Regions from separate parts of the Homo sapiens genome. Here region 2 is linked to region 1. The links are chromatin loops, found by intact Hi-C in ENCODE. Cell type or tissue: natural killer cell. All regions are shown on one strand. Each heading gives the region's core, and the rest is flanking DNA. Links, peaks and the distances in the headings are about the cores only.

The links. A loop is a pair of places that touch in the nucleus more often than their neighbours do. Peaks named below come from ENCODE experiments on the same cell type or tissue, not always from the same donor. Only the 100,000 strongest peaks of a DNase experiment are listed, where the experiment ranks them.
Region 2: a loop joins it to region 1, with 5 times the contacts of the local background. A loop is called at or near these places in 17 of 110 quality-filtered maps.

The regions. Positions count from the first base shown.
Region 1 is chr11:94,502,600-94,507,988 of GRCh38, reverse strand. It overlaps a transcript of MRE11 not described here. Among named protein-coding and RNA genes, the nearest start is that of C11orf97, 7.2 kb to the left of the region's middle. In natural killer cell, for the core only: CTCF peaks have their summits at 2,904 and 3,103 (motif pointing right); a DNase peak (open chromatin) is centred at 3,088.
Region 2 is chr11:93,919,757-93,925,145 of GRCh38, reverse strand. It overlaps the pseudogene LOC101060084. Among named protein-coding and RNA genes, the nearest start is that of VSTM5, 72 kb to the right of the region's middle. In natural killer cell, for the core only: no CTCF peak of the experiment used is centred there; a DNase peak (open chromatin) is centred at 3,255.

The DNA of each region.
Region 1 (5,389 bases), core at 179-5,178:
CTATAAAGTAAATAAATAAATAAAATTAAGATATTCTCTTCATTAAAATCACCAGTAAGAGTGTGAAAAGGCAAGCCACAGACCGAGAGAGCATATATCCAAAAAATAACTAGGATCCAGAATATATAAAGAACTTCTAAAAATAGGAAACGTGCACACATCCCAGAAAGAAAATGGAGAAAGATGAAGCACTTCATGAAAGAGAAGATCCAAGTGGTCAGTCATCACACATAAAAACATTGCTTCACATCATTAGTCACCAGGAATATGCAAATTAAAACTACAATGAGCTATTACTACATGCCCACTAGGAAGGCTATTAAAAAAAAATGAAATGAAAATCAACAAACCTGGCAGTAACAAGAGCCATGGGCGTGTGGAGCAATCGGAACGTTCACTTCTGCTGCTAAGAGTGTAAACTGGTAGAACTACTTTGGAGAACTGTTTTGGCAGTTTTTACTAAAGTGGAATATAAGTATATCCTGTGGCTCAGCAGGCTTTACTAGATATGCACTGAAATGTATAGTATGTACACCAAAACCATGTACTAGAATGTTTATGGCAGCGTTATTCATAAAATCCCCAAAGTGGAAACAATGCAAAATCCCCCCAAAAGTTAACAATATCATGTATATATAAATTATTACATATTCATATAACGGAATACATCAATAAAAAGAACAAAACCCTGCTACATGCAGAAATGGAGAAATCTCATAGATGTAATGTTGAGTGAAATAAACCAAATGCAAAAATATACACAATAAGTTATTACATTTATGTAGGCAAAACTAAATGATGGAAATAAAAGTTAGATTATAGTTACCTTTGAGGGAACACTGAGTGGAAGCACAAAGTAGCTGTTGGAGGTGCTGATTATGTTCTAGATCTTGAGCTGGGTGATAGTTACATAACCCTATTCACTTTGAAGAACTCACCAAGATTTCTGAATTTTACTTTGTGTATGCTATAGTTCTATAAAATTATACAAAAATTAAGAATATTTTATTTAGAAAAAAATGTCTAAAAATATTTTTACTCATAAAAATGTGGTTTATTTGATCAAATTAAAAAATATGCACAAAACAAACATAAAAAAAGGCTGGCACCGTGGCTCACACCTATAATCCCAGCACTTTTGGAGGCCAAGGCAGGAGGATCGCTTGAGGCCAGGAGTTTAAAACCAGCCTGGTCAACATAGCAAGACTCTCTCAATAAAAGAAAAATTAAAAAATTAGCTCGGCGTGGTGGCTTGCACTGTAGTCTTAGCTACACAGGAGGCAGTGGCTGGAGGATCAGTTGAGTCCAGGAGTTCAAGGCTGCAGTGAGTCATGATCGCACCACTGCACTCTAGCCTTGATGACAGAGCAAGACCCTGTCTCAAAAAAAAAAAAACAAAAAAAGCAATTACTGTCTTCCTCTTTTTTCTTCATTACCAAAAACCTTAAAGATAATCTTATCAATTTTAATAACTATATTGACTTAGGTGGTTTATTTCCTTCTTTCTCTTTCTAAATGGCTTTTGATTTTTTTTGTTTCCAATTGTTACATGTGTGTCTTCAATTATATACCAATGCATATTCTCTTGAAAGAAGTTACTGACACAAATAAGTATAAAAGGTACTGTTTTAGGTATGCACTGTGGTTTCCATTTTTCTCTTTTTAACTTTTTTTTAGGTTCAGGGGTACATTTGCTATATAGGAAAATTACATGTTGCAGGAGTTTGCTGTACAAATTATTTCATCACCCAGGTAATAAGCATACTACTTAAAAGTTTTTCAATCCTTACCCAAAAAAAAAACTGAAAATGAACAACAAAAACAGAATGAAAAAAAATCCAGGATGGTTGGGTTATCCTTTTAAAATTTCAATTACAGTCATGTGTCGCTTAATGGTGGGAGTGTGTTTTGAGAAATGTGTTGTTAGGCAATTTCATCGTTGTTCAAATATCAGAATGCACTTACACAAACCTAGGTGGCTAGGTGGCACAGCCTACTACACACTTAGGCTACTTGGTATAGCCTATTGCTCCTAGGCTACAAACCTGTAGAACATGTTACTATACTGTATACTGTAGGCAATTGTAACACAAGGGAAATATTTGTGTATCTTAAGAAATTTAAACATAGAGACGGTACGGTAAAAATATGGTATAGTTGACTTTAAAAGGTACACCTGTAGAGTGTGTACTTCATGAATGGAGCTTGAAGGACTTGGTGTTGCTCTGAGTGAGTCAGTGAGTGAGTGGTGGGCAAATGTGATGGCCTAAGACATTACCAAACGCTACTATAGACTTTATCAACACTGTTCACTTAGGCTGCACTAAATTTATGCAAACATATTTTTCTTTCTTCAATAATAAATTACCTTTAGCTTACTGTCCTTTTTTTACTTTATAAACTTAATTTTTAAAAACATTTTAAATCTTGTAATAACACTTAGTTTAAAATGCAAACACCTTGTACAGCTATGCAAAAGTATTTTTATAGCCTCATTCTATGAGCTTTTTTTGTATTTTCAATATGCATTATTTATATATTTTTAAATTTTAAACTTTTTTGTTAAAAACAAAGACATAAACACATACTTAGTCAAGGCCAAAATAGGGTCATCACGATCACTGTCTTCCCCCTCCACATCTTGTCCTGCTGGGAGGTGTTCAGGGGCAATAACATTATGGAGTTATTCCTATGTCATCTCCTATGATAATGCCTTCTTCTGGAATACTCCCTGAAGGACCTGCCTGAAACTGTTATACAGTTCACTTTTTTTAATAAGTAGAAGAACACCCTAAAATAATGACAGGAAGTATATTATAGTAAATACATAAACCAGTAACATAGTTGTTTATTATCATTATCCAGTGTTGTGTACTGTACGTAGTTGTATGTAAACATGACTGGCAGTGCAGTAGGTTTGTTTACATTTAGCATCACCTTGAACATGTGAGTAATGTGTTGTGCTATGACATTATGTCAGCTACCACATCACTGGGTGATAGGAAATTTTAGCTCCATTATAATCTTATGAGATCACTGTCAGTATAGGCGATACATCATTTACCCAAGCCTGACTGTAAATGGAAAAGACCAACATGACCACTAGATGGAGACAAAACCCAAGACTAAAGTTTTCTTATAAAAAGTTACACATTCGTGTAAAAAATGAAGTCTTTATCAAAGAAATAAAAAGTTTTAATATATTACCAGAGTAAATAAGTTACTTCATATTACTTGTGTTTAATTCTATAGATCTAAAACAGGTCTCAAGAAATCATCTCAGTTTGTCTTATAGCAAAACTGAATGAACAATGGGATGTTGAATGCTATCGTTTTTCTTCGGAAAAGTAGATGCTAAAACCACTTTGGTATCCTCTTGTAGGTTCTAACAGTCCTGATTTAAATTAAAAGCCAACCAAATCCTTCTTATATAGTAACTAACCATCTTTTCAAATTTCTTGAATCCTGCCAAATGGACTAATTATTTTAAAGCAATTATTTTGTTTCCCATTCTGTCATTTAATGGAGAAATTGGTCCTTCTGATTATAAAGGTTGTGTTACTTGGAATTTTAAAATTCCAGTGAATTGGTGAAACATATTTTTTTAAATAACAGGCCCCCCTGAAGATATATCCCTAGAATTTGAGGATGAGGTCATCTTATGCTTGCCATGGAAAATAATAAAAGAATAAAATTAGTCATATCTGGATATCTATTTTTAAAAATCGACTTCATAAAAATATAACTTATGTACAAAAACCCTGCATTACTCTTTAAAACCCAGTGACTTTTGACAGTTGTGTACACCTGCAAAATCATTACCACGATCAAGCTACGGCATATTTCCATCACCTCCAAAAGGTTCTCCCTGCCCTTTTGTAGTCCAACCTCTGTCCCCGTGACCAAGAAACCACTGAACTGCTTTCTGCCTATAAATGAGTTCATGTTTTTTCCAAGAAGATATTCAGTTGTTCCAGCACCATTTGTTTAAGAGAATGTCCCACTGAATTCCTTGGCACCTTTGTCAAAAATTAATTATCTATATCTGGATTTATTTCTAGACTCTGTTCTGTTCTATGGATCCACATGTCCATCCACCAATACTACACTGTCTCAATACTGTTGTTTTATAGCTAGTCTTTTTTTTTTTTTTTTTTTTTTTGAGACGGAGTCTCGCTCTGTCGCCCAGGCTGGAGTGCAGTGGCGGGATCTCGGCTCACTGCAAGTATAGCTAGTCTTAAAATTAGGTTATAAAAATCCCGATTTTAACGTTTTCTTTCTTTTTTTTTTTTTGACACGGAGTCTCACTCTGTTGCCTAGGCTGGAGTGCAGTGGCGCGATCTTGGCTCACTGCAGCCTCCGCCTCCTGGTTTCAAGCAAAAGCAATTCTCCTGCCTCAGCCTCCCGAGTAGCTAGGACTACAGGGGTGTGCCACCATGCCCAGCTAATTTTTTTGTATTTTTAGTAGAGACAGGGTTTCACCATGTTGGCCAGGATGGTCTTGATCTCTTGATCTTGTGATCTGCCCACCTTGGCCTCCCAAAATGTTGGATGGTGTGAGCCACCGTGTTTTCTTTTTAAATATTGCTTTGGCTCTTATGATTTTCAACTACTAGGATTTTTGCTTATCTATGTTCGTGTGCCATAAAATGCAATTCTCTCCTTATTGCATGAGTTCTCTTACATGAGGTGTCTAAAATAGTCATGCTCCTAGAAACAGAGAGTAGAATGGTGGCTGCCAGGATCTGGGGCAAGGGTAAACGGGAAGTAGTTATTCAATGAGTATAAAGTTTTAGTTATACGAGATGAATAATTTCTAGAGATCTGCTGTACAATCTAGAATCTCTGCAGTTCTAGAGATCTACAAGCGTTGTGCCTATAGATAAAAAAAATACTATGAACTAAAGTTTTAACAGGGCAGATCTCATGTTAAGTGTTCTTCACACAATAACAAGAAATTTGCACATAAGTATGGAATCTTACATGGAAGGGGAATATAATTAATAGATTTAGTGGCCAAGCATGGTGGCTCAAGTCTGTAATCCCAGCACTTTGGGAGGTCGAGACCAGCAGATTACTTGAGGCCAGGAGTTTGAGACCAGCCTGGCCAACATAGTGAAACCCAGTCTCTACTAAAAACATAAAAAATTAGCTGGGCATGGTAGCGCACGCCTGTAATCCCAACTACTTGGGAGGCTGAGGCATGAGAATCACTGGAACCTGGGAGGCAGAGGTTGCAGTGAGCTGAGATCATGCCAGTGCACTCTAGCCTGGACAACAGTGAGAGTCTGTCTCAAAAAGAAAAAAAACAAAAATTGAAAAATAAATAAATAAATTTAGTTATAGCCTATGTACAACATATACTTCATATGTGGATAAATGGCAAGCA
Region 2 (5,389 bases), core at 190-5,189, 580 kb after region 1:
CTCTGAAAACTTCTGTCATTAATTGACATTTGGACCATTAATGTTCAAAGTGATTATTGATATCACTGAATTAATATCTACCATATTTATACTATTTTCCATGTTGTTGCCCTTGTTTCTTGTTCTTATTTTTTCCTTTCATGCTTTTTCTGCCTTCCGTGGTTTTTGTTTTTATTTTTTTTAACCACAACTTTTTGTCCAAACCTTCAGTAGTTTTAGTTGGGTATTTTATTATTCCATTTTATGTCCTTTCCTAGTATATCAGTTATACTTTTTTTTTAGTGGTGGCCCTAAATTTACAATATACATTTCAACTAATACAAGTCCCACTTTCAAATAACACAATACTACTTCACGGGTAATGTGAATATCTTATAATAACAAAGTAATCCTAATTCCTTCCTCCTGTGCTTAGTATTATTGCTGTCATTCATTTCATTTATACATAAACCTTCATAAGAATCTACTCTCTTTATAGATGAGAGATAGGGGCCGGGCACACTGGCTCATTCCTGTAATCCCAGCACTTTGGGAGGCCAAGGCGGGTAGATCACTTGAAGCCAGGAATTCAAGACCAGCCTGGCCAACATGGTGAAACCTCATTTTTACCAAAAAATACAAAAATTAGCTGGGTGTGGTGGTGCATGCCTGTAATCTCAGCTACTCGGGAGGCTGAGGCACGAGAATCACTTGAGCCTGGAAGGCACAGGTTGTAGCAAGCTGAGATTGCACCACTGCACTCCAGCCTGGGAGACAGAGGGAGACTCTGTCTCAAAAAAAAGAAAGATAAGCAGGTATTTATAATTGAATATATTGTTGATATTATTACTTTGAATGAGCTATTATCTGTTAGAACCGCTAAGAATAAGAAAAATAAAAGATTTTACTTTAAATAGTTTTTTTCTCTGATGTGACTCCTTTCTTTATGTATATCTGAGTTTTTTACCCATATCGTTTTCCTTCCCTCTAATGAACTCCTTTAACATTTCTTATAAGGCAAGTCTACTAGAAACAAATGCCCTCAATTTTTTTGTCTGAAACATTATTTATTTCTCCTTCACTTTTGAAGTATAATTTTACAGAGTCCAGAATTCTAGGTTGGCGGGGAGTTCGTGCTCAAAACTTTAAATATTTCACTTTACTCTCTTCTTGCTTGCTTGGTTTCTGAGAAGTTGTATGTAATTCTAATCTTTGTTCCTTTATAGGTAAGTTTTTTTTTTTGCCTCTGGTTTCTTTCAGGATTCTTTATCTTTGATTTTTTGTAGTTTGAATATGATATGCCTAGGCATTGTTTTGGGGTTTTTGTTGTTGTTGTTGTTTTTTAATTGTTTGAGGTTTTTGTTTTCGTTTTGTTTTGCACTTATTCTGCTCTATGTTCTCTAAGCTTCCTAGATCTGTAGTTTGGTGTCTGGCATTAATTTTGGAATAATTCTCAATCATCATCATTCCAAATATTTCTATTCCTTTCTCTATTTTCCTTCTGGTATTTTTATTACATGTATGTCACACCTTTTGTAATTTTCCCACAGGTATTGGATATACTGGGGATTTTTTTTGTCTTTTTTCTCTTTGATTTTTAGTTTTAGTTTGATTTTCGTTTTAGATCTCTTTGATCTTCAAGCTCAGAGATTCTTTCCTTAGTTGTGTACAGTATACTAATAAGCCTATCAAAAACATTCTTCATTTCTGTTATAATGTTTTTCATCTCTAGCATTTCTCTTTGGTTCTGCTTGAAATTTCCATCTCCTTGCTTACATTGCCCATCTGTTCTTGCATGGTGTCTACTTTATCCATTAGAGCTTTTAGCATATTAACCATAGTTTTTAAATTCTGGTCTGATAATTCTGACATCTCTGCCATATCTGAGTCTGGTTTTGATGCTTGCTCTGTCTCTTCAAACTGTGTTATTTGCCTTGTAACTTTTTCCTGGTAGGCAGACATGATGTTCTGAGTAAAAGGAACTACTGTAAATAGGCCATTAGCAAGGTGGTAGTATCGTGTGGGGGAAAGGGAAGCATGCTATAGTCCTGTGACTAGGTTCAGTCATTTAGTGAGCCTGTGCCTCTGGACTATGAACTTCACACGTCTCTGCATTCCTCTCTCCCCTTTATGTGGAACAGGATGGCTAGAGTGAACTGGAGGTGGGTATTTCCCTTCTCCCACGTGGAAGGCCAGAAGCAGTTAGAGTTGGATGTTTCCCTTCCCCCAGGTCAGTAAGGCGCTGGAAAACAAAACAAAACAAAAAAAATAACAACAACAACAACAAAAACAACAGGTAAATATTTTACCTGATTAAATAGTTTCTCCTGAAGGCAGACCTTGTTAAGAAGAATGGAAGGCTCTGGTATATTTCAAATGATTCTTTTTTTTCCTCTCCCTGCTGGAAGCCAAAGGGGATTTTTCTCCCATATTCACTGAGAGAACCTGATAGAGCTCCAAGAAGCAAAACTCAAAAAAGCATGGGGGACCCTGCTAACTTGGTCCCTGGAGTTTTTATCTATCAGGCTTGTCCACACTAAGCCTCCAGCAATTGGTCAATTATGATTCAAGTTTTCCTACATTGGCAGTGGTTCCACAGAGGTTTCTGCTAGTGGGTTTCTGCTCCTATAAGTTGTGATTCTGTGTATTTGCCTGTCTGTCTCCAGTTTGGGAAGCACAATTTTCCCAGTGACCTCACTTCTCTTGTGGATCTAAGAAGAGTTAATTTTTTTTTAGTTTGCTCAGCTTTTTACTTGTTAGGATGGAGTGTGACTTCTAGGATTCTAACGTGCCAAACCAGAAATCATAAGTCTCCATGCTAGCTATTTTAACAGAGAGAATTTCATATAAAGAATGGTTAGTAGATTTGGAGGAACTGAAACAGCAAAAGGAGAACACTGAAATTTATCACAAAGGTAGCAAGTGCAGGATGTAGTTCCCATCCCTAGGACTGGGGAAACAAAGGGAAGAGGCTGGAATTATTGAAACCTAGACACTTAGAGGAGAAATTTTGTGGGGCCTAGGACCCTTCTGAGGAAGGGCACCTCTGAGAAAGAGGCACTGGCCACTGGAGCTGGTGGCCCAGGTTAGGCAGAGAGCAACATTGCTGTGAGGCTGATTCTGCAATTGTTGGGGAAACCACTAACTGGATTCAGCTGATGCCACTGAAACAAACTGGCCCTGCCAAGGTGAAGAAGCATTGCTGGGGTATCTGAGAGGCACAATAAGCCAATGAGAAGAGTCATGTTTCTTTCTCTTCCTCCAGCCTTCCTCTAGCACCCTCTACTGGCAGAGTCAACGAGTGAGCAGTTGGTAAAGGAGAAAGGTGATTTGCAGCGTCCCAGCCCCAAAGCCCAAGTATAGAAAGCTGAGAACCCAGCATTTTGAGAGGCTGAGGCGGGTGGATCACGAGGTCAGGAAATCGAGACCATCCTGGCTAACACAGTGAAACTCCGTCTCTACTAAAAATACAAAAAAATTAGCCGGGCGTGGTGGCACACGCCTGTAGTCCCAGCTACTCGGGAGGCTGAGGCATGAGAATCGCTTGAACCCAGGAGGCGGAGGTTGCAGTGAGCCGAGATTGCGCCACTGCACTCCAGCCTGGGCAACAGAGCGAGACTGTCTCAAAAAAAAAAAAAAAAGAAAAAAAAAAAAAAGAAAGAAAGCTGGGAACCAAGAGTTTAATCATTGAAGCTGGCAACCAAGAGTTTAATAATTGACACACTCAATTATTTTGAAATTACTAGAGACAATACTGAATTTATAATCTGTAATAAGCAATGCAGCATTTTAAAAAACTCTCTACTGAGCAACCTAGAGCTTCCTTTGTTTATTCTTTATGGCATCCAAATTCTGTATCTATAGGTACCCTTTTTATGCCCAGTAAATAAATCCTCCCCACAATATCCAGTAGGTGTATACTTAATCACATTCCATTACACACCCAATCATTCTGTCATCCAGTCAACCAATGTTCGATTGCTTATTCTATGCCACATGTTATTTTAGGCCCTGAGTTCTTAGCTATGTTACTTGAGAGTGACCTGAAATGGAGTTTCATCTGAGCATGACAATAAAGGAAGAGTATGGTCTTTAGAAAGCTTAATTAAAATGCAGACATTACCTGGCATGTTGGTTAGACCTGTAACTATATCCCAGCACTTTTTATAAATCCCTTCCTCCATATGGCCCCCTACCATTCACATTCATTATCCAACTGATCCCCAAAACAACTCATGTAGAAATAGTGAGATATCAATGTACTTATGTCACTAAGCAAAAAAGGCAAGATTCAGAGAGGTTGTCAGTCGATGCACAGTTTTGTATGTAATCACATACAAGCAAGCACTCAAACCCAAATCTTCCGATTCAAAATCCAAAGCTCTACCCATCACACGAGGCTGACCTTTGTATGAATTAGCTTATCAGAATGGCTAGTGCTATAGATCTGGGAAAAATTCAGAAACTATTTCATACTCTTCCCCAAGCAGGCAGACAGATCACCTGCAGCCCCACATCATTACATCAAACCATCTTAGCCTCCTCACCTGAGGGAACACAGATAGCCCCTTATCTGAAATGCTCCAAGGAGGAAATGCTGGGGCAGTCTGGCAACTCAATGGGCAAACTAAGGATAATGGAGAGATTCACCATGTTCATGACTCTTTCACCAAGAAAACCCAAGAACTGCCAGAAATGATGGCCTGGAACATACAGGGGTTTTTCTATCAACAATGACATTTCTCGGCCAGTGGAAACAGAAAAAAAAAATTATAATTGGTCTAACCTGAGGCAAATCTTGGGTGAGCAAGCACCATGACTTCTGAGAGACACATACAAGCCTCTAGGCATTGCCTCAGAGGTGCAGTAACCATTCCCAGACCTGGTTTCTTGAGAATAAAACTCTGGCCCAAACGCCTAGCTAAAATTCACTGGCCCTCCCGGACAACTTTCACTGTAGCAATAAATTCTGATTTTCTTAGAGTTGGACATTTTGTTGTTGCTCTACATTTGGTATTCATTACACTTTCACAAACACATACACTCATATCCTTAATGCTAGGAGCTCCTACGCATTGACCCTTCTACACTCTGACTGACATGCAAAAGAAGTAAAAGAAGAGTGCTTCATTCCTCTCCATTTCACCACCCTCCATCCTCCCACCACTCCCCATGTAAACATGCATGGCACCTCATAATTACATATCCAGTAGTTAGAAGAAGGGATTGTCTGAATGAAGAACATCAGAGCCAATAAAGAAAACCAGATCAGAGCCCTCCTCACCTCCATTAATGAAAACAGACATTTAAAGAGCTCCATTATACAGAGGGAACACTGAATTAGGCAGTGAGGATACAAAGAGGCGTATTACATGTCTGATGTGCACAAATTATTTAATTGCCCTCCATC